2 separate regions of the Homo sapiens genome follow, and region 1 is linked to region 2. Evidence: chromatin loops called from intact Hi-C (ENCODE). Cell type or tissue: PC-9. All regions are shown on one strand. Each heading gives the region's core, and the rest is flanking DNA. Links, peaks and the distances in the headings are about the cores only.

The links. A loop is a pair of places that touch in the nucleus more often than their neighbours do. Peaks named below come from ENCODE experiments on the same cell type or tissue, not always from the same donor. Only the 100,000 strongest peaks of a DNase experiment are listed, where the experiment ranks them.
Region 1: a loop joins it to region 2, with 16 times the contacts of the local background. A loop is called at or near these places in 2 of 110 quality-filtered maps.

What each region holds. Positions count from the first base shown.
Region 1 is chr5:88,428,787-88,443,937 of GRCh38, forward strand. It overlaps TMEM161B-DT (TMEM161B divergent transcript), which reads left to right. Exons shown (of 3, transcript NR_039995.1): 3 at 7,487-7,888. It overlaps LINC02060 (long intergenic non-protein coding RNA 2060), which reads right to left and starts at 10,304. Exons shown (of 6, transcript NR_105021.1): 1 at 10,199-10,304; 2 at 7,194-7,257; 3 at 995-1,064; 4 at 573-702. In PC-9, for the core only: no CTCF peak of the experiment used is centred there; a DNase peak (open chromatin) is centred at 9,465; H3K27ac peaks cover 2,195 bases.
Region 2 is chr5:88,670,760-88,685,910 of GRCh38, forward strand. MIR9-2HG (MIR9-2 host gene) reads right to left here and starts at 14,066. Exons shown (of 4, transcript NR_152235.1): 1 at 13,899-14,066; 2 at 277-326. MEF2C-AS2 (MEF2C antisense RNA 2) reads left to right here and starts at 5,459. Exons shown (of 4, transcript NR_146284.1): 1 at 5,459-5,504. RefSeq lists enhancers at 906-1,518, 1,519-2,132, 4,431-4,530, 4,968-5,533, 9,216-9,716 and 2 more and a silencer at 9,742-9,931. In PC-9, for the core only: no CTCF peak of the experiment used is centred there; a DNase peak (open chromatin) is centred at 5,242; H3K4me3 peaks cover 2,945 bases; H3K27ac peaks cover 1,761 bases.

The sequences.
Region 1 (15,151 bases), core at 6,738-11,737, 240 kb before region 2:
AGATTTGTTACAGAGAACAGTAAAATAAAAGTGTTCACTCTTGGTAATAAGGTATTGCACAACAGTCAACGAAGGTCTGAGAAGGAAAAAAATAAAAAATATGCACTATCTGGCACAGCCAAATGGAAAGGAGCCTTACAGGTCCTAAATTATGACATACATTGTTACATCCACTGCAGGAACCAGGATATTAACTACAAATATTATTGGGTCTTCCTAATTCAGCATCATTTCTTAGTAATACCTGAAGACAATGTTTATAACACTTAGAGATAATAAAAAGATAACTAAGACTAATTAAGAATAACAGAGTAAACTGCTTTGACTTTCATCTTTATTATCTAGGGTTCTCTGGTCTTCAAAGTTGACACATCATTTGACCCCTTTTCTCTCACATGTTTAGCTATTGACTAGTTTGATCATTCTTTCTGTCCTAATTTAGTCCAAACTTGGATCATCATCTTTCTTCTTTGTCACCTACTCCTTTCTGTTCTTTCTGCTGCTCACCATAATCCCACCTTTCCCAAACTCAAGAAGAGTTTTTTCAAGGAATATATGCTATCCCACCTCACCTGGTTGCTTATATCCAGCTGTCCTGCTTCTAATAGCATAAGAGATGCACCGTGTGTCATTGGAGCAAATGATGGTTACTGTTCTGCTAGTTCTCAATGGTAACAACCCCAGGTGATTCCTCACCAGTACCTGATGGTAAGGAGGAACAGTTTTATGGTAGGTCATGCCAGTTTAAAGGTATTGGTCTGGTCTTCCTGCTTAAAATAATGAATGGCAGAAGAGAGAACCATATATCTTGGGATCTGAACTGGTGACCTAAACATAAGTTTCAGCACCTGTTAAATACCCCAGAGCTATTCTAGCCCTTAAAGCTATTCTTTGCTGCTCATTTGAAAACGAACATTAAGGAGGAGAAAAAGGGCATGCTGAACACCAAGCATGAACTGAAGACCTTTAGAAAATCTCTTTAATATTTACTTGCCCAAGCATGCTCAATGGAAGACTTGTCTTATTGAATTCATACTGTATCAAAATGACTTCTCAGAAGACACCTGTTGAAAAAAAGTATTTGTTCAGAAGAGAGTAATTTAGATAATGGAAGTAAGAAGGGCTAAAGACGGTGATTAGTCCATGCCTTTGTATTAGTCTGTTTTCACACTGCTATAAAGAATTACCTGAGATTGGGCAAATTGTAAAGGAAAGAGGCTTAATTGACTCCCAGTTCAGCATGGTTGGGGAGACCTCAGGAAACTTACAATCATGGCAGAAGGCAAAGAGGAAGTGAGCACATCTTACATCGTGGCAGGAGAGAGCAAAGAAGGAAGTTACACACTTTTAAATCATCAGATCTTGTGAGAACTCACACACTGTCATGAGAACTGCATGGGGAAAACTGCCCCCATGATCCAATCACCTCTCACCAGGTCCCTCCTTCCACATATGGGGATTAAAATTCAAGATAAGATTTGGGTGGGGTACAGAGCCTAAACATATAATTCCACCCCTGGTCCTTCCAAAATCTCATGTCCTTTTCACATTTCAAAATCAATCCTGCCTTCTAACAGTCCCCCAAAGTCTTAACTCATTCCAGCATTAACTTAAAAGTCCAAGTCCAAATCTCATCTGAGACAAGGCAAGTCTCTTCCACCTATGGGCCTGTAAAATAAAAAAAAGAAACAAGTTAGTTACTTCCAATACAATGGGGGTACAGGCAATGTTCCCATTCCAAAAGGAAGAAACTGTTCAAAACAAAGGGGCCACAGGCCCCATGCAAGTGTGAAATCCAGCAAGGCAGCCATTAAATTGTAATGCTCCAAAATAAACTCCTTTGACTCCATGACAAATTCAGGTAATGCTGATGCAGGAGGTGGGCTCCTAAAACCTTGGGTAGCTCTTCCCTTGTGGCTCTGCAGGGTACAGGCCCCACAGCTGCTTTTACAGGCTGATGTTGAGTGCCTGTGGCTTTTCCAGGCACACAGTGCAACATGTTGGTGGATGTACCATTCTTGGGTATGGAGGATGGTGGCCCTCTTCTCACAGCTCTAGTAGGCAGTGCCCTAGTGGGGACTCTGTGTGGGGGCTCCAACCCCACATTTCCCCTTTGCACTGCCCTAGTACAGAGGTGCTCCATGAGGGCTCTGCCCTTGCAGCAGATTTCTGCCTGGGCATCCAGGCATTTTCATACATCCTATGAAATCTAGGCAGAGGATCCCAAAGCTCAACTCTTGTCTTCTGGACACACACAGACCCAACACCATGTGGAAGCCACCAAGGCTTGGGACTTGCACCCTCTGAAGCAATGGCCTGAGCTATATATTGGCCTCTTTTAGCCACAGCAGAAGCTGGAGCAACTGGGATGCAGAGTGCCATGTCTCGAGGCTGCGCAGAGCAGCGGGGCCCTGGGAGCAGCCCACGAAACCATTTTTCCCTCCCAAGCCAAGAAGTTCTCTGAAATGGCCTGGAGACATTTTCTCCATTGTCTTAGCTATTAACATTTGGTTTCTCATTACTTATGCAAATTTCTGCAGCCAGCTTGAATTTCTCCCCAGAAAATGGGATTTTCTTTTCTACCACGTGGTCAGGCTGCAAATTTTCCAAACTTTTATGCTTTGTTTCCCTTTTAAACATAAGTTCCAATTTCAAACCATCTGTTTGTGAGCACATATGACTGTATGATTTCAGAAAAAGCCAGGTCACATCTTCATGCTTTGATGTTTAGAAATTTATTCTGTCAGATACCCTAAATCATCTTTCTCAAATTTAAAGTTCCACAGATCTCTGGACAAAATTCTGCCAGTCTCTTTGTGAAAGCACAACAAGAGTGGCCTTTGCTCCAGTTCCCAATAAGTTCCTCATCTCCATCGGAGACCACCTCAACCTGTACTTCAATGTCCATATCACTATCAGCATTTTGGTCACAACCATTCAACAAGTCTCTAGGAAGTTCCAAACTTTCGCACATCTTCCTGTTTTCTTCTGGGCCCTCTAAGCTGTTCCAACCTCTGTTACCCAGTTCCAAAGTCACTTTCACATTTTCAGGTTATTTTTATGACAATACCTCTCTCCTGCTACCAATTTTCTGTATTAGTCTGTTTTCATACTACTATAAAAAACTACCTGAGACTGGGTAATTTATAAATGAAAGAGATTTAATTGACTCACAGTTCTGCATGGCTGGGGAGGGGGAGGCCTCAAGAAACTTACAATCATGGCAGAAGGTGAAGGGGAAGCAAGGCATATCTTACATGATGGCAGGAGAGAGAGAGCAAAGAAGGAGGTGCCACAGTTTTAAACCATCAGATCTTCTGAGAACTCACTCACTATCATGAGAACAGCATGGAGGAAACCATCCCTATGATCCAATCACCTCCTACCAGGTCCCTCCCTTGGCACATGGGGATTACAATTTGAGATGAGATTTGGGTGGGGACACAGAGCCAAACCATAACACCCTTCATCCATTTCTTTATCCTTTTTTCGTTGAAACTCAAGCAAAATAACACAGGAAGTATAATATTGTGGTGTGGTGGAAAGAACTCTTATCCTGAGGCCAGGGTGTGGGTTCAAGGTTTGTTATCTAGAAAAGTCATTTATTTCTCTGAATTTCAACATCTATTCATATGAAGAGGTAATAATATCTACCTTACAGAAATGTTGTAAAGATTAAATAAGAACTTTGTATGTTGCTTTAAAAATATTTGTTATTTTATTGTTTATTTTATAAACAACAATTAATTTTGATGCTATGGATCTGAATAATTAAGATCCCAAAATGTTGCTTTCTATCAAACTATGTGGACATTTTTGACTTTTCTTCCCCAGAAATTCATAATCTGCGTGTCTTCTGCTCTGCAGTGTGTGAAGTACAAAGAACTCAAACGTTGGAACATAAAAGATCTGAATTCACACACTGGCTAAGGTGTTCTGGATTCACTTAGCAGTTAGTGCTAGTCAAGTCTTGTATCCTTGGTTATCCTTTCCATAATATGGAGCTAGCAACACCTACTTTGCAGAGTTTTAGAAAGGATGATTGGTAAAGTATGAAGGTGCTTAGCATAGTGAACAGTTCATAGTAAACAACCATTATATTGTAAGTTATATTGGGATTCTTTTCTTTTTGGTATGCCTTCATATTATCATCAAAAATATGGGTTTGTCTATGTTTAGAACTACTTTGTAGGTCCTCAAGCATTGTGCTTATTGGGTGAAATGCTGACAAGATTGTACCTTGAAAAACAGGAGTCATTTGGATTGATAAAAATTATTTAAAAATTAAATAGCTCAAAATTCTTTTCTTTTCAGATAGTGTAGTTGGAAATTCTTTAGAAACTCAAGTTCTGTAAGGGACATAGACATTTTAAGTCATGGTTACTGCCTTCAAGAAACTTACACCCTGGTTGGAGGCATTGTTTTCACTAATATCTGTGTCCAACGAAATGATGTCTTTATATAGTGACTGGGCTGTGAGGTAAGAAAAGGAAAAATGCTTTCGGAGATTAGACAGATGTCTTTAAAATCATTCTTCTGTCAATGGAAATGAGCCATGGGGAATCAGGTAGCAGGGAGGCAGAGGGAATGAAAGTCTGCTAACTTTATATTTTGTGTCAAGTGCAGTACTAGGCAATTCACATCCATTGTTTTAGTTAATCCTAAAAATAATACTATGAGATGGATTGTAGAATATTGACTTTATGGCTAAAAAATGTAGTAACCTCAGAGAGGTGAAACAACCTTGTCTAAGATCACATACCCAATAAGTGTTGGAAATGGGATTTCAATCATTAACAGGGGGAGAGTAGAAAGTGGGTTTTATTCAATTTAATTGAAAAATATTTATAAAATTTAAGTATCTCACCTTCTCCAAAAATTCCTTAATTTATCTCCTGGATTTCCTCCTTTTCTTCTCTGTTGAACCCCCAGTGAGTTCAATGCTAGTTTGTGAAACCCTCTAATCAGGGCAAGAGCTATAGCCATTCTTTCAGTGCACATGGCCCAGATGGCTTATCTTATTTTTTAATCTGTGTACTTTTAGCAAGGGGAAAAACTGACAACTATTTCAGATGTGCTAGTGTTTAGTATCAAATAGAAATAAACTAATTCAACATTAATTTATTGTAAAAATGTTGTACAGAATATACCACAATTAAGATACACAATTCAATCATTTATCCTTTCACTTAATGAATATTAGTGATCATTGCTCCCACCCCCTAGTCACAAAACTTTATAAAGCAGTTTTAGATAATCAGTACAGTCAGCTGCAAGTAGTGGAAAACCAAATTAACATGGCCTAGCCGAAAATAAATTTTTTGTGTATCAAGAAGTCTGAGGATGGACAATTCGAGACAGGCAGAAGAAGGGTGAAGAGATCATGAGTCCATCACTTTTTAAAAGTGTTTTTAGGAGTCCCAATTAGCAACTTCAGCTTGCATCTCATTAGTCAGAATCCATCATATGGCCACTCCTGGCTGCAAGGAGAGCTGTGTTGTGGTTTGGAATATAAAAATTGTAAGAAAAAGAAAAATATTATCAGAAAGGCAGAAAGAAGTCTTTCTAGAATATCAAGAAATTTAGTTTTCCAGCCTCTATAAAAGCAACTCAATAGTATGAAAACAAATAACCTGATTAAAAAGTGGGCAAAAGGCCTGAATAGACATTTTTTAGTAGAAGACATACAAATGGCCAACAGGTACTGCACTGCATATGAAAAAAACATTCAACATCACTAATCACACAGGAAACACAAATGAAAAAAACCACCAGATATCACCTCACACCTATCAGGGTGACTATTATCAAAAAAAAACAAGATAACAAGTATTAGTGAGGATGTGGAGACAAGAGAACCATTGCACACTTTTGATGGAATTTAAAATTAGTACAGCAATTACAGAGTCAATAAGGAAGTTCCTCGAAAACCTCAAAATATGATCCAGCAATCTCACTACTGAATATATATCCGAAGAAAAAGGAAACTGATATGTTGACGATACAGCTGGATTCCCATGTTTATTGCAGCACTATTCACAATAGCCAAGATATGGAATCAATCTAAATGTCCATCAACAGTGGAATGAATAAAGAAAATGTGGTATATATACAAACAGTGGAATACTATTCAGCCATTAAAAAAAAGGAAATCCTGTCATTTCTGACAACATGGATTAACTTGGAGGGCATTACGTTAAGTAAAATAAGCCAGGCACAGAAAGACAAGTACTACATGATCTGTTACATGTGGAATCTAAAAAAGATGATTTCATAGAAGTGGAGAGTATAAGGCTGGGCACAGTGGCTCACACCTGTAATCCCAGCACTTTGGGAGGCCGTGGCGGGTGGATCACCTGAGATCAGGAATTTGAGACCAGCCTGGCCAACGTGGTGAAAACCTGTCTCTACTAAAAATACAAAAAAAAAATTAGCTGGGAGTGGTGGCAGGTGCCTGTAATCCCAGTTACTCAGGAGGCTGAGGCAAGAGAATTGCTTGAGCCCAGAAGGCAAAGGTTGCAGTGAGCTGAGATCATGCCATTTGGTACTCCAGCCTGGGCAACAATACTGAAACTCTGTCTCAAAACAAAAAAAAAGAAAAAGAAAATAAAGAAAGAGAGAGAGAGAAGGAAGGAAGGAAGGAAGGAAGGAAGGAAGGAAGGAAGGAAGGAAGGAAGGAAGGAAGGAGGGAGGGAGGGAGGGAGGGAGGGAGAGGGAGGGAGGGAGAGAGAGAAAAAAAGAAAGAAAAGTGGAGAGTATAATGATAGTTACCAGAGGCTAAGTGGTTAGGTGGTTGAGGGTGGGGGGAACTTGTTAGTTAAAGGCTACATATTTATAGTTAGATCGGAGGAATAAATTCAAGAGGTCTATTGTACAGCTTGGTAACTATAGTTAATGATGATAGATTGTATCTTGGAAAATTCTAAGAGAGTAGATGTTAAGTGTTCTCACCACAAAAATGGTAAATACATGAGGTAATAAATTTGTTAATTAGCTAAGTTTAACTATTTCACAATGTATATATACTTCCAAACATCACGATGTACACAGTAAATATATAGCATTTTATATATAAATTTAAAAAATAAATTTGAAAGAAAGAGAGAAAGGCAGGGCAGAAAAAAAGGTGTGAGTGGCTTTTAAGAAACTATTAGTTCATTACAACATTGAGTGAAGGAAGCTACTAGTCTTACCTGAGCTGTGTTTGATGATGCAAAAGGTACCCTGCTTCTATCACTTTTTCAAGTTTCTTGGCCTCTGGAGCAGAGATAATTTTAGTAGTTACAGGGTTCTTATGTCCATTTTATGAGCTACTGAATGTAAAGTGCTTAACACTGTGCCTGGCACATAGTAAACTTTAATATATATGGGCAACTATAACAATAAAATTAATATTCGTTGGTATCATTATTAAGTAGTATAACACTCATTCTTCTCCGTGACTAGAATGAGCCTTTTTACATTATCTGCATATTTTTTGTCCTAGGAATACCCATCTCGAGTTCTGGATATGTGCTCTGAGAAGGTGCCCATGTCACCGACCACACTGGAGGCCAATGCAGATACTGGGGGAAGGTTCCATGGTAGCTAAGTGTGGACAAGCTAATCACTGAAGTTCCCTGATGCAGAGTTGATAATCTCTCTAGAGTTGGATGAAAGACTGTGCTGCCTTGAAGCTCTGAGAGATGCCATGCCAATTCAAGGCAGGGTCTTTATTGTTGAAACTCTTGCGTAATGACATCTTTATTCAGGTGAAAATACAGGATGAATTTCAACTATATGATATTGTTTATGTTCCTCAGACATGTTATTTGTCTTTACAAAGATTGGTTTCAATAAACTGTGTGACTGATATTAAATAAACATGGAATTTTACACATTCATAATATTTGGTTTCTTGTGATTTTGATGAACTATACTTTCAAGCATTGTCAGTTCATCCTCATTTACAAGGAAACATTTGCTGTAGCAGAGTGATGTAGTGACTTGCTTTACTTAAGATAAGTCAACTTTTCTATTCAATGTTTAATGTGAAACTGACTTAAAAATTTTCTTTTAGGCCACATTTACATTTCTGTTTGTATAACATGCATTATACTATTTTAACTTAATACTATGGCTATATAAACCAAAGACATCCTAATTCTGTTTTTAATTTATTGTTTTGCAAGATAAATAATTTTTAATGCACTAATGAAGCTAAGGAGTTCATATTAAAAGACATGTTATATGACCTACTGAAGTTGAGCTATGGAAATTGACTATCTTAAAAGTAATTTTATAAAATTATTTTGTATAAAATTGACTTTCTTGTATGAATTCTTGACAACAAATATAAAACAAAAGGAAGTTGAAACTCCTTCTACATCCTTCTACACACTGAGGAGAGTTAATTGAATTCTTTCTAATGTCATGATTTTTGTGTTTCTTAGAAAAAGAAATCAGATGAATAGTAAACATTTCAATTGCACATATCTGCTTCTGGCTACCTATTTAAAATGAAAATCTTTTTCAAAGTACACCTAGATTTTTCACATCTTTAAAGTGATATCATTTTATTTGTAGATTTATTCATGAAATGTTTTCATTTTGCCATCCAGGAAAAGAAATGTCACGGATTTTTTTTTTTTTTTGAGGTGGGGAAGCCCGAAAATATGCAACCCTGAGCCCATGCTCCTTCATCCTATAGCCTCTTTCCATTCCAGGCACCCTGTAAGCACTCATCTACATCTCAAAGATAAAAGCTATGAAAGGGCAAATAAATATGCCAAGAATTAAAGTTCCTCTAACCTTAAAAGGGGTTATTTAAAACAGGCACTCCTGGTATACCATGACCAACTAAGGTCCATATACTGGCATGTGTTGGATACGCTGCCTTTATAGAAAGGTACCAGGAAGATGTTGAGGAGGGGAAGGTCAACCAGCTAGTTCAGAGCAAGTTTCAAACAACAGGGTAATGGTGTCTTCATACCTAACATCTGATTTTTAGTTTTGAAATTGCAGTGGTGGTGATGGGGAGGAAAATCAGCGAGGGGAGAGGGGAACTGATGAACCTAAAAAGCAGAAGTAAAAAAATAAAGTCTGTAGGCATGGTAGTGACAAAATGCTGATTCTTATGGCTGCACTTCAAAGCATGCTAGGACAGGCTTGCAAGGTCCAGCAGGATTATTTAAAAGGCTTGGAATTTTGAATATATATTTTTTAAAACCCTTTTCCTTCTGTTTTATTTTTTCCCCAACCACTAGACTACCAGAAAAAAAAAAATACTTTCTATGCCATCTTTTAGATTGGGTTACTTTGGTGGATGAGTAACCTCACCCATTCCTAGGATTCTTTTCTTTTGACTAGTTTCATTTTTCAGGCAGTGACCTTTCCCTGACCTCAGCCCCAAACTCCAGGTCACCTTTCTGTAGCCCTGGTGTAGCACTGAATAGAGGGTTTACCAGATTGTTGGCACTGGATAAGTGGTACTGGGCACAATCGTCCTCTTTCATAAGCAGGAGGGAAGTTTCCTTTCCTAGGATTGAGAGAGCTGGCTGACTTATGCCCCCTTTTCATTTTGTTGTCCAGTAATTTCCCCTCTGGCCATATCTGCAAACTAGTTGCCTTGCAGGAAGGTGACATGCACCACTGATGCAAAAAGACAAACAAAAAGACTGTTATTGGCATCAGCACAACTTTCAATGGTACTTCAAAACAGATTCATTTGATAGTGAAACGTTAGTTATTTGCCCCAAATAATTAAAAAGTTTAATTGATTAAAGCTTAATCTCAGCTATTTAAATATTTCTATGCTTTTTTAAATTACACTCTCCTGAATAAAATCATTACTAGCTATGCCAATCTTCAATCTGCCCTCAAATTACCCTAGGAAAGATCTCCTTTTACCTCAACATGAAAACAATTTTTTCCCAAGTTTTCAAATAGTGGGAAAAACATCATCTGATTAGACTTCAGTAGGAGACCTTAAATACCCTCTATCATTTGGCCTTCATGTTGCCACATAGCCATGGCCCTACCAACAGGATGGGCACTTCTGATGTTCTCCAATGTTCTGCTGTTTCTTTTCCAGGAAGTAACCTGTTTCATGGGTCCTAATGCTGAGATCCCAGGGCTGCAGTGTTTTAGTCCATTTGAGCTGCTATAAAAAAATACCTTCAACTGGGCAATTAATAAACAGTAGAAATTTATTTCTCACAGTTCTAGAGGCTGGGAAGTCCAAATCAAAGCACCAGGAGATTTCATGTCTGCTGAGGGCCTGCTTCCTGCTTCATAGATGGTGACTTCTAGGTGGGTCCTCACACGGAGGAAGGGGCAAACAAACTTCTTTTGGCCTCTTTTATGAGAGTGCTAATCTCATTCATGAGGTCTCTGCCCTTATGACCTAATCACCTCTTAAAGGCCCTATCTCTCAATACTATTGCATTGAGGATTAGGTTTCAACATAAGAATTTTGAGGGAACACAAACATTTAGATGACAGCATACAGTGAATGGCAAACTCTAGCATGTCACATTGTAATGCAAGACCAGTGTACCAGCCTGTCTCTTTTGAATAAATCAATGTGGCAATATTGATGATTTCCAAAGCCTCCCTTTTGTATTCTGTATTTGCTACCATTATAAGGATGTCAGCACTAAAGAACAAAAAAAGAAGAAAAAAGAAAAAGAAGGAGGATCTCAATAGCTAATGGGAAGCATTAAGCTAATCCCTTATCTTGCCACCCAACTTTGTCAGATTTTGGAAAAATAGTGCTTCAAATTATTTTTCCAATGAATAGACTCGTGTCTTATGTTTGGGCATTTAATTAGGCCCAAGGGGGAAAAAGGTAGAAGTTTTTAATACTATTTTGCTATGCAAAATACACATGAATATTTCCACTATATTAGGTAGTTCTATATCAAATATACTTGTGATTCTAAGCGGCCTGGCTTTGGTCCGGCAGAATGCAACCATCAGTCAATGTTAGCTCCATGCAGCCGCATTGTTCCCTGTGCGCTCTAAAGCAATCAAACGAGTCTGCAAATGTTCTTCAAAGAATACATCTAGACTGTTACTTCGTTAAACATCTCCTTGGCATTCATTCTATTTTCCGCTTTGAATTGCTGCATTTAGTTTTGTAATGACCTTCTATAGCTAGGAGGTTTTATTAACTCTTTGATCTTCTAGCTTTGGGATGAAAACAAAGAAAACATAAATGAGCACTTTGTGCACTGTCTTATAGAGGAGACCAGAAGAAAAAAGGAAATATGTTTTCATCAAAAAGATTGGTTTGTGTGGAGACTTTCAGCCCTTCCTGTTCTTTTCTCCCTTTGAGTAAAATGCTTATCAATGTTGTACATGTGTTTGTTTTAATGTCTTCTTTATAACAAAGTCTTTGTTTCTCTTCTCTGTAGCTCTGGTAGCTGAGGTTAGGGTCAGATATCTCTTTATGGATTTTCTTTTTAAGAACATTTTCCATCCTTGGTTTCCTCTAATCCAGAGTATAATTCTTGGGTAATCTGTCGTTGTATTTATGAGATACTGGAAGCCCTGCTCTGTTTCCAAGTATTCCTTTGTGTGTGTCTACGTGAGTGGTGAAGGGGAGGGCATCCCCAAGCCGGTAGTCACTTAATACTATGCTGAGAAAAAGATTGAGAACTCTCTGTATCCAAATCTCAGTTCTGCACTTCATTGTAACTGTGTCTGTATATTCTGGAGCATTTGGAGTAGAACCTCACCATTTAGTTATCTTGCTTCCTAAGTCCTGAACTCATACCATTATTAACATATGGATGAAATACTGCCTTTCAAATTGACTGTATTTTTATCTTTTGTCACCCTCTTTTTTCCCTTTTTTTACATACTTAACTGACTTTACCTTTTTTGGTCTTTTATCACAACTTTGGAACAAAACTTTAGGTAAAAGATTATAAAATACTGAAGTCCTACTCCTAGCTTGAAAAAGTAAAATAAATAAATAAATATAAATAAATAAAAGATTATAAAATACCAACATTTATGATACAAATTAAATACAAAGGGTGGAAATAGTTACTCATCAGAGCAAGCCTTTTCTTTTCCCCAATCTCATAATCAGCCATTTATTATATCAAACACTTTCTTTAGCATCTTGAAATTTGAAACTCCTCTTTGTTGTTAAATCTAAAGCAATCTGACCTAAGAGCCCAGAGACTTTTTTGATTTGCTTAATCTAGACTCTAGAACAGCAGGTGAACTAGCTATGTGCTGATAATATTATCTGGTTATTTTGCAGTGCCTTAGGTTAATTGGAAATGGAAAGCCATTATTCATCTCAAAGTGGCTTCATTTCATTTTGGCTAAGTTTTCCTTTTGTTTGACTCATTTAATACTAATTGTGGTAGTGATGTGCTAAAACTATAAAATTATATAATTCCACTAGTCTCATCTCTTTTTCAGAGATGAAGAAATAATGAGTGACAGTTTACTTAGGGGCCTTGACCAAGTAAGGTAAACTTAACATTAGAACCTGCACCTTTTCATTTCCAGTCAGCTTTCATTTGCTTTCCTGGGTCAGACAAAGAATAAGGGAAAATGATCAACTATTGATATGGGAGACTCAGCTCTTCTTGGTGAAACTCAAATGACGTCTTCACCTGAAAGAGCAGTGGCAACTAGCTTAGCAAATCTTTCTCATATCCTCACTTGATGCCTTTCCATTGCTTTCTCCTTCTGGGAACATCCCTTCCTCATCTTAGTAATTCCTTAGATTGTTCTGTAATTACTTGTTTGTCGTGCTTTAAGTTATAATTTCCCTAAGCTGAAAACTTGCTTATTTCTAGAATATGTTCTCAAAATATTTCATAACGATATTAATAACTATAAAATGCTAAAAACTGTGAGACTGCTTCTATTTGAAACTTAAATTATAGATAAATAACTTACTTTTGAAAGTGTCTCAGTCTGGTAGCTGTGATCAGAAAGCAGTTTAAATTTACAAACACCTTAAGAATGTTTCTAAACATTCTATTGAAATGCCTTTTTGTAACAAAATAGGTGATAGAGCAGTCAGTATTTATATACATGCAATACTTTAATCTTGGGTACAAAGCAAGATGACAAGCAAAGACATTAGCAGAGCAGTTATTAAATGAAAATATGATATAGGTAAGAAATGCTGAAATTTGAGATCTTGAAATAGTATTATTTTAAATGGTCCCAGAGAGATTTGAAAATATTGGGAAGAAAAAAATCAAGGTACTTACACATTTCTTTCTATTTTTACCTTTTGGTGGTCCAAATAGTTTGACACAGTATAACATTTATTCAGAGGGTAATCGTATTTTAAACCTATTTGATATTTTACACTTCATTTAAAAATCTCAAAATACCTTATTAAGTAGTAATACTGCAAAGGTTATACACAGGTTTATTAAACAGCTGAAGAGGAAAATATTTTATAGTGGGCAATGACAATCTTGTGCCACTTAACGATGAACAGTTTCTGAGAAATGTGTCGTTAGATAATTTTATCATGCAGATATCATAGAATGTATTTACACAAACCTAGAGGTTATAGCCTACTACACACCTAGGCTATGTGGTATAGGTTGTTGCTTCTAGACTACAAGCCTGTACAGCATGTTACTGTGCTGAATACTGTAGGCAATTGTAACACAATGGTATTTTTGTATCTAAACATATCTAAAAGAGGTACAGTGAAAATATGGTATAAAAGATTTTTTAAATGGGGATTTGTCCATTCGGAGCCCCCCACCCTCTGTACGGGGGAGCCATTTTCTTCTTTCTTCTTTCTTGCCTATTAAACTTTCCACTCCTTAAAAACCAAAAATAATCAAAAATTTAAAAAATTTTTAAAAAATGATACCCCCATATAGGGCACTACCATGAAGGGAGCTTGGTGAATGCAATGTGAAGGTCAAGGATATTACTGTAAACTACCGTATATTTTATAAACAACGTATATTTGGATTACACTAAATTTGTTCTTAAAAATTTCTCTCTTCAATAATAAATTTACCTTAGCTTACTGTAGCTTTACAGATTTTTAATTATTTACAACTTTTTACACTTTTGTAATAACAGCTTAAAACACAAACACATTGTTCAGCTGTACAAAAATGTTTCTCATATCCTAGTCTATAAATTTTCTCTCTCTCTCTCCCTCTCTCTTTCTCTCTCTCTCTCTATATATATACTTTTTAAACGTTTTTGTTAAAAATGAAGACTCAAATGAATATATTAACCTGGACCTACACAGAGTCAGGATCATCAGTATCACTGTCTTCCACCTCCACATTTTGTCCCACTGGAAGTTCTTCAGAAGCAATAACATGTGTGGAGCTGCCATCTCCTATGATAGCAGCACCTTCTTCTGGAATACCTCCTGAAGCACCTGCCTGAGGCTGTTTTAAAGTTAACTCTTTTTTATAAGTAGAACGAGTACACAAAATAGTGATTAAAAGTATACTATAGTAAATACATAAATGAGCAACAGAGTAATTTATCATTATCGAATATTATGCACTATACATAGTTGTATGTGATATACTTCATATGGCTGACAATGTAGTAGGTTTGTTTATGCCAGCATCACTACAAACATGCAAACATTTCATTAGGCATTAGGATGGTTACAATGTCACTAGGTGACAGGAATTTTTCAGCTCCATTATAATATTACACATTGACTGCTGTTGACTGAAATGTTGTTATGTAGTATTATACAATGCATGACTGTATTTATTTAAAATTTTCACCATGTTATTTGGTCAAAGCAGTAAATTTGTTTTTTACTTTGCAAAATGTGGGAGAAAGAGAATTTAAGGATCAAATTCTCTTAGGAAAAGTTCTGATTACCTTGATGCTTATAATTATCTTTATGAATTAATGACAGATATCTCACATGGGTGATGTTAGGACATTCATAAATTCTGTAACGGAAGAAAATGCCACAACTTATAGAGAAAGACCTCAAGTTCATTGTGGTCCAGATTTGAAAAATCACAATCTCCCATGGGTTCAATTATTCCAGACTAGCCTAGGTCACTCCTAGCACAGGTACTGAGCATTCCAGGGAAGGCAATCAGTTAATCAAAAAGACTACTAGAGGGACTGGTTTAACTTTGAGAGTCCTGGAGCCACCTGAGACCACTAATGAGATACTCAA
Region 2 (15,151 bases), core at 3,308-8,307:
TTCAGGCAAGGTACCTGACTGGCTTACTTTCTAACAAAAGTATTCTATTATTTACTCTGTATCTTGAATTTCTTTTTTATAGGCAGTTACAGGTTATATTTGTATTATGCTTGATATATAATATACAAAGGCTCCCTGTAGAGGAGAAGGCTGCACATATAGAAACTTAGAGCATGAATTAGGAGATATGCAACCCACTGCATGCCTACCGCCTAGTAAATAATACTCTATTTTGTACATCACTTGGATTTTATCAAATGTAAATTTTAAAATTACCTTTGGTTGGTTGGATTGTCTATTCATTTTATGCTTCTTTGCAGTCTCATCTGAAAAATAGTCAAGAAAACAAATGATCACAGTTTATATATATGTATACATATGAAGTCATATAGATATTGCTTCATTTAAAATATTGCTATTAACATGATTCCTTAAAATGCCAGAGATTCCATAAAACCCCAGTACAATGTATCCTAGGTCTCAGCACCCACGGGGTTAAATATGCTAATTTGCATTCAAATGGAGACATGCATGATAATGTGAATGCAAAATATGCAGAATCTGGAGGGGTTTGAGAAATTAATTTTTCTTTCTTCTTTTCTTTTATTTTTAGCTTGGAAGGAAGAGGGACTCTTAAAAAAACATTAGGGACTTGAACCTTGTAACCTGCCATACAAAAGAGGAGAGTCCTTCCATGTAAGGATTTTAAGTCTGGAACAAAGTCTTATTTTCTAAATGTTTAAGGAACTGAATTTCCAGGCCTTTCGAACAATGGCAATCCCTGGATAAATATCTACTCCATTAGAAAGATGCAAATAGTTTACTGTAAGGCCACAGCACCGTGAGATGTGCATTCATATCTATGGCTCCTGATTGGCTCTTTCCTCCAGTAAATCAATGAATAATGTAAAACCTGATTGCTGTAAAGTGGTGGATTTTTGAAAATTTCCCTTCCCCCATTCCCTCTCGATCCAACATTCAGGAATTCAATACTCCCCAAAATAGGTTGTTTTTCTTTTATGATTTTTTAATGCTTATTGTTATTTTGGACTGGAGGGGTGGGGCTATTGGTTTTGCAAAATGAAAGTATTGCCCTGGTTTAATTATGCTGACTGTGGGAGCTCGCTTCCTGAGACAGCGCCCTAATTACCGGTGCCAAGGTGGAGAAAGGAGGGTGGTAGACAGAGGTGGACACCAAGAAAGGGAGGAAACGGAACCCGACTCTGCGGTGCTGGGCCCAAGGCAGCCACAGCTCCAAAGGGGCCCCCGGCCGTGGCCGTGACTTGACAGAGCCTCCGGTCTAACTTCTGATCAATTCCACTGCTCTCCTGACCCCTCAAGACAGTCCCCCATTCAAGCACCGCGGGTACATTTGCAAGATAAAACGCCGCAGACACTAATGCAAATACATTGCCCGAGTTCCCATCACCCTGGGTTCCTGCAGATAATTCCAGGCCACAGAAAGGAGTTCTTGCCTTCCTCAGCCGGGTCTAGACTCTAAGCAAACCGCAAAGACCTAGCTCCGTTTGGATACCAGAAGCGTCTTAAGCTGAACCGCTCCAAGTACCAATAACTAACCATGATGGTTGCATCTTGATGAATCTGAACTTGGGATAACCCTGTAAAGCGGCCTCTCACCTCCCAAAATTCAAAAGGCAAAGAGAAAAGGGAAGTGGAAAGCCACCAGATCTACTTAGCTACTGTACTAAGTTTTCCACCAAAATCTAATCAGACCCTCGCTTCCTTGCCAGGTAATTGCAACTTTGGGGCGGTTAAAGGGAGGCGAATTCTTCAAAATGCGAATTCGAATACAGAAGTGCAAAATACAAGTGCATTTTGCTCTAGGTTTAAAAGGGAAAAGCCCCCCCAAACACACCACCACCACCACCACCACAAAATTACATACAAAAATTCCCTTTTCCAACGCGAAGATTTCCTGGCATCTCTCTGCGATTGGGGGTCAAGCCGCTGGATAATTAACAGTACTGGCTAAGAAAACTCACGAGATCAACAGGTTTAACATCCGAGGCACACAATCAATTAGCTGAAGCAAAGCCCCGGACTGGCCCTCGGAGCGGCCCGCAGCGGGACTCTGCGGGCACCGGCTAGCGGGCGAGGTGAGGAGTGCGGGCGCGGGGCCGCGGCGGGCACTGCTGGCCTCGCGCCGCGGGCGAGCTGCAGCCTGAGGGCCGCCACGATACTCACTTGATCTCCCTGCGCCAGGCAATGCTGCCCCCCAAATCCAGCTGGGCAGGAACCGAGGCGCCGGCTGAAAGACAAGATCCAAAGTCACAGCACGGCCGCAGCACACAAACAGGCTTCTTTCGGCGTCTCCAAAAAAAAAAAAAAAAATGTTTTTCTCATCATTCCTCTCCCCTGCTCAACACATTTAAAACTGCCGCTCAATTCCACATGGTGATTCTTGGTTGATTGCGTCTAAAATAGTTTAAATGGGTCTTCCCTTCTGGGGAGAGGGAGAAGGGCGCAAAAGACCAAGGAGTAAAAAAAAAGCCAACTTTTACCCCCCATGCCAGGCACTTGCTCCCTGAGCCTCGGAGTGGAGAGTGAAGTGGTGTGTGCGAGGCTTGGCAAGTTTTTGGGGGGGCTGTCCAAGGTCTAGTCCAGCCCCCTCTGCCGAGGAGGACGTGCTCTGAAACTCAACCAATTTCCCCACTGCTTTTGTTACTGATGAACTGAAGCCCTATTGTTCATCCATTGCCACGGTCTTTTTCAGTCCCCACACTACGTTCTGCGTTGCCAGAGATAATGAATTTGCACCCAAACCTCTCATAGTCCCCTCCTGACAGACGGAACAAATTAGAAATGTCTCGTCTGAAGGAAGGCAATGGCTACATTTTCCTATTGTAGGATGCAAAGCACACATTTCTTTGGAAACTTCTTTTGCTTTTTTCTTTTTTTTAAAATCCTTTTCTTCTCTTTTTCTTTTTTCCTCCAGTTTTTTTTTCTCTCTCTTGGTTTCTTAAGATTCTTCTTTTTTTTTTATTACAGAATCTCCCTGTCGTTTTTCCAATGCACTGTTTTATGTAACTTGTGAGTCTTCCTAACCTTCTTCCCCTTCTTTCCTCTCCTTTCTTAAGGACTCCCTTTGCAATTTTATTTACAAACTTGGAGAATGACCTTTTGACTCGCAGACTTTTTTTTTTTTAAAGGTCTTTTGGTTCAAGTCCCCCTTCTTCACTCCTCCCCGTTTGTGTCGTGGTTGTTAAATGTGTTTAGCTAAAGACAAGCAATGCATTCTAAAGAATTTTATTCTCTAAACTCTAGAGGTATTCTAAATGTACCAGGGACGCGCCATAGGGGTCATCTATTTGAGGAGGAAGAAAAAGCGGGTGTGTGTGTGTGTGTGTGTGTGTGTGTGTGTGCGCGCGCGCGCGCGCGTCTGCCTTCCACGGAAAGAGAGACGGAGAGATGTGGGAGGGTGGGGGTGGAAGTATGCAGACAGAGAAGGGTGGGGGCTTCGAGGGGAAGGTGGGCTTCCTGCAACACAAGCGGAGAGGCTGTCAGGGGTGTGGGCACGGGGGTGCGGGGAGGCGGTGCAGGAATCCGTCCCGCCGAGTGCCGTCGGCCCCTGTGGGCCTGTTTGCGCGCCTGGGGCTGGCCGCATTCTGGGCGCGGGTGTCTGCGTGCCGGGGTGGTAGTTCCGAGCCTGCGCGCGTGCGACCGGGTACGGGAGGGGGAAGAGTGCCGTAAAAATTCAGACGAGTGGCCCGTATGTAAATGCAGCCCGCGGGGAGCAGGGAGGCGGTAATGACAGCCGCTGGCGCTCAGCCCCGCCGGCGGCCCCTAGCTTTCCCGCCAAGTGCAGCCGGAGGACAGACAGCCATGCGTGTCCTTGGCGGGAGAGCCCCCACCCGCCGCGCGCGCCCGACCCCCGCGCACACGCACACACTCCCCTCGCAGGCGTGGGGCCCAATGGCCACGAACATGTCAGGAAAACAAAGCTGGGGCTGCGAGGTGGAACGATGAAACGGCACACTTGGCGGCCGAGGGCAGAGCGGAGAAGTCGCCACCACAGCCACCGGCGCCCCTTTCTTGCCTGCTCGTAGATCTGCCCTCCGGCCCAGAAGAGGCCGAGGACCATTTCTTAGCTGCCCCAGAGGAGGGGGCGAGCAGAGGAGGGGGCGGATGTGCACAGGGAGGTGCCAGCGGTCCGGTGCGCGGGCACGCACACGCCGGCGCGCAGGGCTGCCGCGGGCGGAAGGAGGGGAATGACAAGGCCTCGGCCGCGTCTCGGAGAGGCACTACCTCCGCGCTGAGGCCGCTGAGTTTCAAGTGCAAAACACCAGGCCAAATCCGGCAAGGCGGCGGCTACAGAATGGCTCACACTTCAAGCCTCCTTCCTCAAACAATCCGATGGGAAGGACCTGGCTGTTCAGGGGAAGCCTTTGCTGGCCTCTCTTTTTACATGGGGTGAAGTCGAACCCCAATCTAGGAGCCCTGGCCTAGATGGCTCCGCAGATGAGTCCCAGACGTGGCCATGGAAAGACTGATCTCTCTCTGCTCAGAGCGCCTGCCTCGGTGCTCACTAGCGCAAGCACCTCCCAACACACATACATACATACACACACACACACAACACAGCACTCCCATCACATTAAAACGCGCGCTCATGATCCTGCCGTTAATGAAGCCGAGGCGCATAATGAGTGCACAGGTAAATAGGTACCGAAACCAGAAGACTTCACCAGTCGGCTGGGCGATTTACCTCTCCCTACAGGGAGCACTTGTAGTTATCGTGTTTTAGGAGTGATTTGCTGTTGTCTGTGGTCTCTCGCTCCTCTTCTTGTGGAGAGAAGCCAAAAAATATATATGTTCCGTGGTCAGAGTCTTCTTTCTGATAAGCTACCCGAGCATTGGTCTAAAACATCTGTTTTATCTGTTGATTTTGGTTTGTTGTTTTGGGGAGTGTTGCTTTTCTGAGGGAAGCAAAAGAACGTGTGTGTGGTGGGGCTGGAAGCTCAGGGCAAGAGTCTGCGTGTGCGGCCGGAAGGCTGGCGAGTCTGAGAGCCGCGCGGTGCAGAAAGAAGGCGGCGGCTTGTCCTCCCCCGGGGCCGGCACTGGTCCCTTGGCACCCCGGCCTGGGCTCGGCTACTGCCGCCGCCGCCCGCGCTCTCGGGCTCCGCCGGCTGCCGCTCCGTGTTTTCCCCCATCCCGGCTTCACGTTCAAGGTTTAGCTGCGAGGTCACGTCCATTGACGTCAGCTCCCTGTCTCCCTCTACGTCCGGCTACATTTACATACATCAAGGAAATTAGGGCATTAAAAAAATATGCAAATCCTGCGCGAAGAGGAGCGGGTGCATTCCTGGCGCGATCGCCTTTTATTGAAGCTTTTAATTAAAGGGGCCAGTTGGCGAGCCCCTGAAACAACCGCCAAAACCCCCCAAAAGAGAAAAATAAACGCTGTAGCCTTCGAGAACGGTTGTTTCGGCTCCTGTTCTGTGGGCGGCTGAGGACCGCCGGCTGCCCGGCTCGGAGAAGAACAGGTTAGAGGAGGCAGCTCCAGCCCATGCATAATCAGGGCTCCGCGGCGCCTCCATTCTTTCCTCCTCCTCCTCCTCCTCCTCCTCCTCCTCCTCCTCCTCCTCCTCCTCCTCCTCCTCCTCCTCCTCTTCCACCTCTCCTCCTCCTCCTCCTTCTCCTCCACCTCCTCCTCCTCTTCTTGCTCTCGCTCCTGTTGGTTCCAGCGTGTATTATTTTTAATACTGATGCATATGTAAAGGTATATTTGCATTTTTTAATTTGCGAGAATTTCAGATTTTGTCATTTTATTGGTTCCCTTTCCCTCTTTTTTTTTTTGGAGGATTTTTATTGTTGTTATTTTATTATGTCTATGTGTCTCTCTTGTCCCTTTCTGTCTTTTTTGGCGAGTGTCTGCTGCTGTCTCTTGCTAGATAATATACACAGTTACCTCCCTGCTTCTGTTTATTTAAGGTTACAAATATGCACATCTGTCATGTATGCAATGCCAGCTGTATAACCTCCTGGTTTGGTCATAAAGGAAAATACACATTTTTTTTTCTTTCTTGACATACCTTGATGGGCTGTAGTGCCCATCGCTCAAGGCTCAAAGTTTGATTGTCTAATTAACTTCATATTAGCAGAAACACAGTTCGGGGCCAGTGCTTTCGAGATAATGTATGTATAAGTGAAGTGATTCCAAAGATTTCTAAATAATTTTTGTGCTGATTGCCTGAGAGGTGCGGCATTCCCCGCCCTATTGCTTTCTAGCATTTCTTATTGAAAAAAATATATATATTTTAAAATGGGTAGACACAGCAATGGACAGCCTTCTGCAAGGAAGACATTTTCAACCATGTTGTATGTTGTACCTTATTGGCTGCATTCAAAATTTACTGAGTTTCATTTTTATCTTAATATGGCTGGAAACAAGGCACATTATCTTGACTGAAAAGCATCCTTGATTCCTGACTTTGAAATGAAAGCAAATACACAAATAAAACAATTGGCTATATTAAACCAGTTGATGTGGCTTAAAATATACAGGCCTTGAGTTAGATTTCAAGCAATGGTAATCTTGTTTATAGGATCGGATTCTCTTTCTTGGCAATATAGCTATGCAGCACGATGGCTTTTTTCCACCTTTTAATTCCCCCAAGCTATCATTTAAAAAAGACTCAATCTATAATTGCAAACCCTGAAAGAACAGCAAGTATGCACACATGCAGCTTATTCAATTAAACAAGTCCAAGTACATGCACAGGTAATTAGTTTTCTTATGAATGACTTACCTGCACAGATACTCAGGCCAAGACTCAGCCCTCCCCAATGGCCTTCATGTATAAATATTCACATGTATTTCCCCCTATTTCAAACCTAAAGCGGTATGCCATCTTTCATGCTGGACTATCCAGCATCCATTTTCAGCACCCTTAACTCTTATGGAATTTCCAGCCTTACCTCTGGCTGTAGTTTTTCCAAGCCTACACCAAAGTGCTCATATGATATGTCACCCAATAAAAAGTGGTCAGATGGCTACACGTATGACATTAAAAAGCAGAAACACATTCATCCTTCAGGTTCGCCTTTACCTTGCCATATATAGCAAGATTACGTTTCCTAAAATACATTTTCAGCACATTTTATGAATAATTGCAGGATTCCACAACTGATTGCAGAATAGCCGGTTTCTGGGGGGCACCTGGCTGAGTGAAACAATTCGGCAGGCTCAAGGTCTCTTTGAGTTTGGCTGCAGTTAAATTGCGCGTGGCTGTTTGTTCCTGCCTGGACTCTCCCACATACCTGCCTACCTTTATGTAGGATCAGGACAAACACACCGGCCACGTTGCAGGGCATAGAGTGTCGGTGCATATATTTAGATGGCAGTAGCAAGGAACGCGTGCGTGTACGGCTGAGCATGCATGTGTGTACAGATGCGTGTGTATGTGCGCGCGCGCGCTATGTGACAAGGAACACAGAGAGGTACACCTCTTATCTCTGATCTCTCTGTAATCTCCTTTTCTGTTTCTAATCTCCCTTATTGGCGCATGGTAGTAACCCAAAGCGTGTGAACCGTCACCGTCGCTGCCGTGTGCGCGCTGTGGCTTACCCCGAGGGCCGGTGGCTCGGTGACTCGCTGGCTAGGTGGGTGTTGGGGAAGAGGGTGGGTAGCGTCGCTGCCGCTGCCGCCGCGGGTCCGGGTGCTCTGTCCCAGCCCGGCAGCCGAGCGCGCAGTGTCGGAGCCCCCTCCCACCCCGCCCTCACCCCCATCCTCCCCTCCCCTCCCTTCTGCGCCTCCCCCAACCCCCCGCCCCGCATTACCATATGGAGGCCGAGTCCCTGCGAATCACAGCAGCAGCGGGAGGTATTTGAATAAGCCCCGCAACCCCGCGCAGACCCCAACTCCTCCGAGAGCAGCATGCCCTGCACCAAGAGCCACCACTCTGGCCGGTAACCTGGCAGCGACAGACAACTCCCCAAAGTGCCCTGCGCGCGGTGGAGAGAGGGTCTGCTGAGGGTACTGGGTCTCCCACTTGCTACTTTTATATTAACTTGACATAGAATCAGACAATAAATGAGAGGAGAGAGAAGAGAAGAGGAAAGAAGAGACAGAAAAAGGGAGAGGCGCTGTAAAGGGGAGAGAGAAAACAGAAGCGAGAATGGGAGAGAAAAAGGAGAAAGAGAACCCAAAGGGTTGAGTTAAAGAGAGAGTAAAATGGGGACCGGGTGGGGAAACGGTGGGAGGGGGAGAAATACCCAAATATCTGAATTTGGACTTCTCAAGCTAAAAATACCACCTCACTGAACTTCACAACCTCCAATGAGACACGTGTTTCTCCCCTCACCACCACGTCACCGAATGATTAATTTGCCGTCTCAATCAGAAATAATTATTTAGAATTGTATAACAGATATAGGACTTAGCAGAAAGAAGCTCATTTTATGAAACATAGCGAAAAATATATGACATTTAAAGATGATGTTGGCTACCTCACGGTAAAAATTAAGGCTTGCCTTAACGACTCGGCAGTTGTCCAACCATGTCCTCTGAAATGGTGAGATGGCGGCCCAGGGCCAGCAACAAGAGGTGTTCCGAAATATTTTGGACTTTAAGTGAAAATTTTTTTTCTTCCTGTCTCAAATTTTATTGTTACGTTTTTCTTCTTCACGAATTTATTCCTTTTACCTAAATTTTACAGATAATATGTGAATCTTTTAAAAAATTTTACTGCAAAATGTCACATTTTGACTGAAGATATGATTTTAGACGTTAATTTAAACACATAGCCAGTTCCATTTTGCAAACTAACTCTGAATAGCACCTGATTCTGAATTTAGCCAATTCAACTCACTCTCCCTCTCCCTATCCTCAAATCAGAGCAGTGATTTCCCTGTACAAAACAATCAGAATCATACTAAAATCTCCAGTCACCTAGAGGATGTACCCATTGTAAATGTCCCTTTAGGTATTCATAAGCCAAACGCCCTTCTTTTGAAACACATACAAAAAGAACGCCTCTGATTAATAATCTCTTTCGCGGCACACTGAGGCCGAAGGCAGGGAGCCGCAGGACGCCAGAGAAGGGCGCAGAATTCTCAATACCTAGCATTTCAATGCAGATTCCAAAGATTCGCTAACTGCTAGGTTTTCCAAGAGGAAATAATATTTGGCAAGCAACGCTTTTGGGAAAGACAACCACATTCCAAATACTGGCTCCTTCCTGGGCCTGGGGAGGGGACTGCGATCGCGGTTACCCGGCACTTCTGTGTTCATGTGTGTACAAGGTGGTATGTAGCCCACGCATGTAGCCAGGCCTAGGTTTCTTTCTTTTCTTTTTCTTCTTCTTTTTCTTTTTTCTTTTTCTTTTTTTTTTTTTTTTTTTTTTTTGAGGCAAGAATATTGAAACCAATCCACTCTTTCTGTAGCTAGCTCCCACGAAGCTGGGATTTTCAACCTCTTGTTTATTCGTAAAGCCCATATGGAACCCCGGTTGAATCTCCCCTCTTCGGATTTTACCAGGAGGCCCTCAGTGCCCCACCGCCGCCCATGGCACGTGAAGAGAAAGGAGGGAGAGTTGGGAGCCACGAGAGAAGCCGGCTCGGAGCCGCTTCCGTCGGGGCCCATGTTTCGCCCCAACAGACCCGTCTCTCCTTTCTCTCCCCGAAGGTACTTCCTTAGGCCGGCAGTGTCGCTACGGTGGTAGCCAGGTGAGCACGGGCACAGTCCCGGGGCGGGGGCGGGTAGAGCGGCCCTCTCTCGGGAGCTCCGGTGGGTCTGCGAACCTGCCGGGAGCGGAAGGCTGAGTGGCGCTGGGGGCCCGCGCGGGGCTCCTGGCTCCCGCCGGCAGGGGAACAGCGACACCTACTGGCCGCATGGGTACCGCGCCCGGGCCGTCAGGGCTGCCCTGGGACGGGGTGCCGGGCTCCGTGGACTTGGGAGGCCGCGGGAAACTTCACCGAAGGCTCTGCGGACTGCTCTAGGACTCGTCCGCCCTGGAGAAGACAAAGCCACGCTTTCTGGAGACCCCTGGGAGGACTGTAGGATGGAACTGAACACACAGGCACACACGCATGCCCATTTTTTCTGGGGAACCGGATAAACCCTCAGATGCAGTTGCCCACCGTCCCTTGGTTTTATGAGAGAGACCCAAGCAGAGGTCGGAGCCTTGACCTCCTCAGGTTCATGACCCAGGCCTCTTCACCGCCTTTCCCAGTTCAGCACTGACTAAAGAAGATATCTTTACAAATTAGGAAAAGAAAAGAGTTCATTATCCTCCCTGAAGCGGGGAAATGAGTGAGTCAAAGACACAGACTCACAGGCAGCGGTTGGCGCCGGGCACACGAACCGGCCGAGCCCTCCTGCTAGCCAGCTTCGGGCACCTTTAGTGCGCCCTGAGACTGCCGCCAGGGAGTGAAATTTGGTAGCTCTTCTTTAAGAATTACAATCTTCTTAATTACTCCTGAAATAAAGGCAAATTTGGGCTACTGGTGATATTTTTGAGAACTACAGGTATATATGCATATATAAATATATATATTTAAAGCATATATACCAAAGCAAATATATACATAAAGTATATGCATATGTGTGTGTACATATATACTCACACACATACACATGTGTGCATACATTTACATATATATCTTCTGCGACATGGCTTCGGTTGTTGGCTTATGTTGGGGAAGGTAAGAGGTTGTGAAGGCATGGCAGGTCTGATGAAAGCTCAGCAAGGTTGGGGATGGCAAAAAAGCAATTCATGTATTCCAGATTCACTTTCTCTTATCTAGTCTTTTCTGTAATAGCATATAGCCATTTCATATGGGAAGGAGATGTGATGTTGGTCCCAGCAGCGGGTAGAGGAGGGGGGAACCTCAGCTTCCATTATGCCCCAAGATGCCTTCTTTTTCCCCTTTTCAGGTTCTGAGGCTCACTTGGGCCTAAGAAACCTGGCTGAGTGTGATTCTTATACTAACCTGCTCAAAAGTAAAACATATTCCCTTTCCTCGAAACACTGGGGTATCGGAGCTAATTTCATTCCTTAAGATTTCTATGTAAAATATTGCTTATTAACAAACCTCAGAACTAAAGGCAGTTTTTTTCCATTCAAATTTCAAGAGTTCATTTTGGAAATTATTTTTCTTAGCTTTACATACCGGTTAGAACTAGGGTCTAAAAGATTTTGCCTGGAAGGTGGGAGAGCTTATTAGGACTAAATTTTTGTCTTCGTTCTCTACAGTCACAAAAGTTTGCTAATTCTGTTTTATTTAAATACAATTGGAAGCTTTTAGTGTCTCTAAAGCCAGGAGTTTTAGGTCAGGTCCCCCTCTCTCTCCCTCTTAAAAAGAAATCACTAAAAGGCCCAGGAAACCTGTATTTCAACTCTGTTCTGCAAGTATTTTTTTTCTTTTTAAATTTTCTTACAAGTGGATTTGACTGTGTCCTGATAATACAGGAATTCACATCGAAGAAGAGACTCTTAGCAGTTTGTATGATATACAAATAAACCTATATTATTAATAATAAAATTGGGCTTTATCCTACTGGCATTTTTTCTTGGCAAATCCTGTTTCCCACTGCATTTCAAAGTCAGCTTTCTCCTTATAAAAATGGAAACATTCATAGCACAGGAAAATATTTATTAAAAAATTACACTGGGCACACAACAAGCACCCATCAACAAAACCCAGTTCAGAGGTGTCTTTGGGTATTTAAAGCACCTTGATAAATGCAGGGGTTGATTTTTTTTTCCTTTCCTTTTGGCTTTTTAGGATGTAGCTTTATTTGTGACTCCAAAATCTTAGCTAGAAAGGACTCTCATTGTTTGATATTCTTTGGTTTTACTAACTAAAAAATGTTGATTTGACATTAAAGAAGATAGAAAAATAGAATTTCTGTTTCAAAAATTGTGGAATTTCTCTTCATGCTAGTCATCCCCAAAGCATTAGTGTATTAAACTCTAGTAGAAGGAATGTTTACTGTTCAGTACAGAAAATTAGGCCAGCAAAATAATTTTTTATTTCACATTAAATGTGAATAAGCATATTCATAAAGGTAATTTGTATATGGGTGTTATCGTGATGACTGTGTGAAGTAAGGGAGGAGACAAGGCTTACAAGGCTTTCTGTTTAGGTCTCCCTCAATATATTTTTCTTTTCATTCCTCTTATTTAACAAGAAAGTCAAGGAATAGAAGACAGGCTAAATTGTCATTAGACTGTGTCTGTGTTCTTTGTCACGCCTGCCTTTCCTCTGGACTGCCTGGGAGGATGTGTGTGCTCCTTTCTTGCTTCTTGAGTAGCAGGGAGGAAGGAATGGATGCAAGGATGTGAAGATTGATCAGAAAGGCACATTATTGCACGTGAAAATGAGATGGATACATTTGACACCTGGCTAAATTTCAGCCAGGTGGTTGTCTTGCGAGAGGGGCTTGTGTGTGGAAGCTAGCAGGCCGACTGAAAAAAGTGGGGGGAGACAAGAGGCTTCCTTCATCTGGAAATCCGCAGGATCTTACTGACATTTGGCTTCAGGGAGTAGAGCTCCAAGGACACCTGTGTGCATCTGCCTGGAGATAGGTGTGTGTGTGTTGTGTGTGTGTGTGTGTGTGTGTGTGTAGGGAGAAGTAGGCATTTCATCAAAAATACATTTGAAAAATGTTGGTTCTAAAATTCAGTCGTTATCAATTCGGGCCAGGTACCAAAGTCACTAACGTGTCCAGGTTAACTCCTGGAAGGCAGCAACATTCTTGCTTTTGATGGTACGAATATGGCTTCTTTCATTTCTTTGGCTCTTTATGGTACTTCTTTTGAGTGGGGCGAGGCTCTAGCTTTCCCCTCCTCCTTTCTTGATCTCGGCAAACAAAACCATTCTACCACTTGAGCCATCTGCCGCAGGTGTAATGGATGGCAGGGGGCCGACCTAACCACACTCCAGTCTCTTCTAGGTCGTCACCGCTCTGCACCAAACAAATGAGTCCTGTTTCACCACTAGGGTGCCGAGGTGGATGGTGGATGCTGGCCCCCGCCCCTGGCAGCGCTCAGCCCTTAGAAACCAGAGCCAGCTGACAACACGCGAAACACACAGGCACAGCGAAAACGCCGAGCCGACGCTCATTCCCTCTGCCCCCTCCCTCTGCTCTCTGTAACAAGGAGGACACGTACACAGCCTTTACACACTTAAAAGCCCTTGCGACTCCCTCTGAATTCTTAGTTACTTATGACGGCCTTCCTCACTGCACATAGCCCCTGGGGTGTGTGTGTGTGTGTGTGTGTGTGTGTGTGTGTATGCGCGCGTGTGTGTGTGTACGCGCGCGCGCGCACGCGTGAATGTGCATGTGTGTTTAAAACGCTTATTGGTAGGTCATCAGCAGCTGATCAGACATGGTAATCCAATAATTTTTTTGAATACACACAATTTTTCGTTGAAGTTAATTTTTTTAAAGAAAAATGGAAAACTATTAATTTTCTGCGCAAGTCTAGGGTTCCCAGTTTAGGTTCCAGAGAACAGCAGATCTGCGCAGCCCCCGCCTTACCAAACTTTCCTTTTCTAGGGTTTGAAAGAGGCTCACATTCTCACTTCATGACAGAGCAGCGGCTCATTTGCACGCGGGTGTGTAAAGGAGGGAGCTGTCGAACGCGCGACTTAGGAAGGGAAATCGGATAGCTGGAGCCCCACGCAGTCGCTCGGAACCTTGGCTGGAGGCACAAGGTGCCCAGGGGCAAGAGCCCGGGGTCCAAGCTTCCAGGCGCACATCATCCTCTGGGCCCCGGGCCCTCCGGCTGGAGCACTCCCTCACCCGCATCCCATCCCCGTTCCATTTTGATCATTATTTGAATAGCCCAGGTAAGGGTGCCCATCTCTCGGCTATGGGCGGGGGCTGGACCCTGACAGGTACGGACTCCGCGGGACCCCAGTGTGCTTACCTCGAGCGAGGCCCTGGCAAATGGTGGCCCAGAAGCATCAAGTTTCCTCTCCCAGCCGTTGTGCCAGATTTCCCCTCCTGCCTTCTGCTCCTCTCCGCCAGCTCGTTTCTCTCTCTCTCTCTCTCTCTCTCTCTCTCTCTCTCTCTGTCACACACGAGGATTACTTGTGACTTTTAGAGGCAAAAGCTTGCTTATTCAGAGGAGAGAGGGAGGGGGAGAGGGAGAAAGGAGGCGGGAGGGAGGAGAGACGGGGGAGAGAGAAGTAAAAGGGGGATGGAGGATGAAGAGGAGGTGGAGAATCAGAAGGTAGTGCGGGCGTTGTTAGAGAAGGAGGAGGAAGAGGAGGAGGAGGAGGAGGGATGGGAGGGGTAGGGTGGAGTAACCAAAGATGGGCTGGGATGGGACGGCGAGGAATAAATTGCTCCCCACCCAGCTGCGGTGCGACGCCCCCAGCGTCCCAGGGGAGCCGGTGCGTCAGCTCACGGCTGGCCAAGGCGGGGCCGTACAAAAGCTAGCGCCGCGGGACCCCCTTCATGGGCTTCTACCCTAGCAGACCGAGCGCTGGAGGCCGCTCCACGCGCGAGCTCGAACCACGGAGGGCTCTCAGCTCGGACAAGCGTCGCTGTCTAAGAGCTCCAAGCTCCACGGAACTTTGATTTTATGCCCGGGAGCCCGGTCATCCACTTCTGCATCTCAGACAAGCGCCGGAGGCTCGTGCAGCTTCCTCGCGTCCTCTTCCTGGACGCGGGGCGCCCACCTTAGTCATAGCCCCTGGTCCCGGCACTGCTCACGCCGTCGGTTTCCCCACTGCCCAGGCTCCCTCAGCCCGAACCCTGCGTCTCTGTTCACATTGGAACACCCCCTCACCTCATCTCAGCTTGCTTTTACCGAGGTGTGTGTGTGTGTGTGTGTGTGTGTGTGTGTGTGTGTGTGTGTGTACATAGCGCGCGCGCTCTAGGCTAGAAAGAAGGTAACGAAAAAGTAGCTTCGGTCTCCTGCAGCTTGGATCCCACTACCAAGTCCGACCATATTCAGTATTTGAGATTACAGTTTGCAGCAAGGACCAAGGCAGGGGTTCACCGGATCATTTCAACTGAGTTTCAATGCAGCAAGGATTGTTTATCATTATTGCTAAGACTGACAAAAATAGGCCAAAAATAAAGAACAGTTGCATAGAAAGAAGGGACAGCATTTTAGCAGTGATCAGGAACTAAAAGTGTTTGGAATGGATTTCTCGAACAAGAGCATCCACG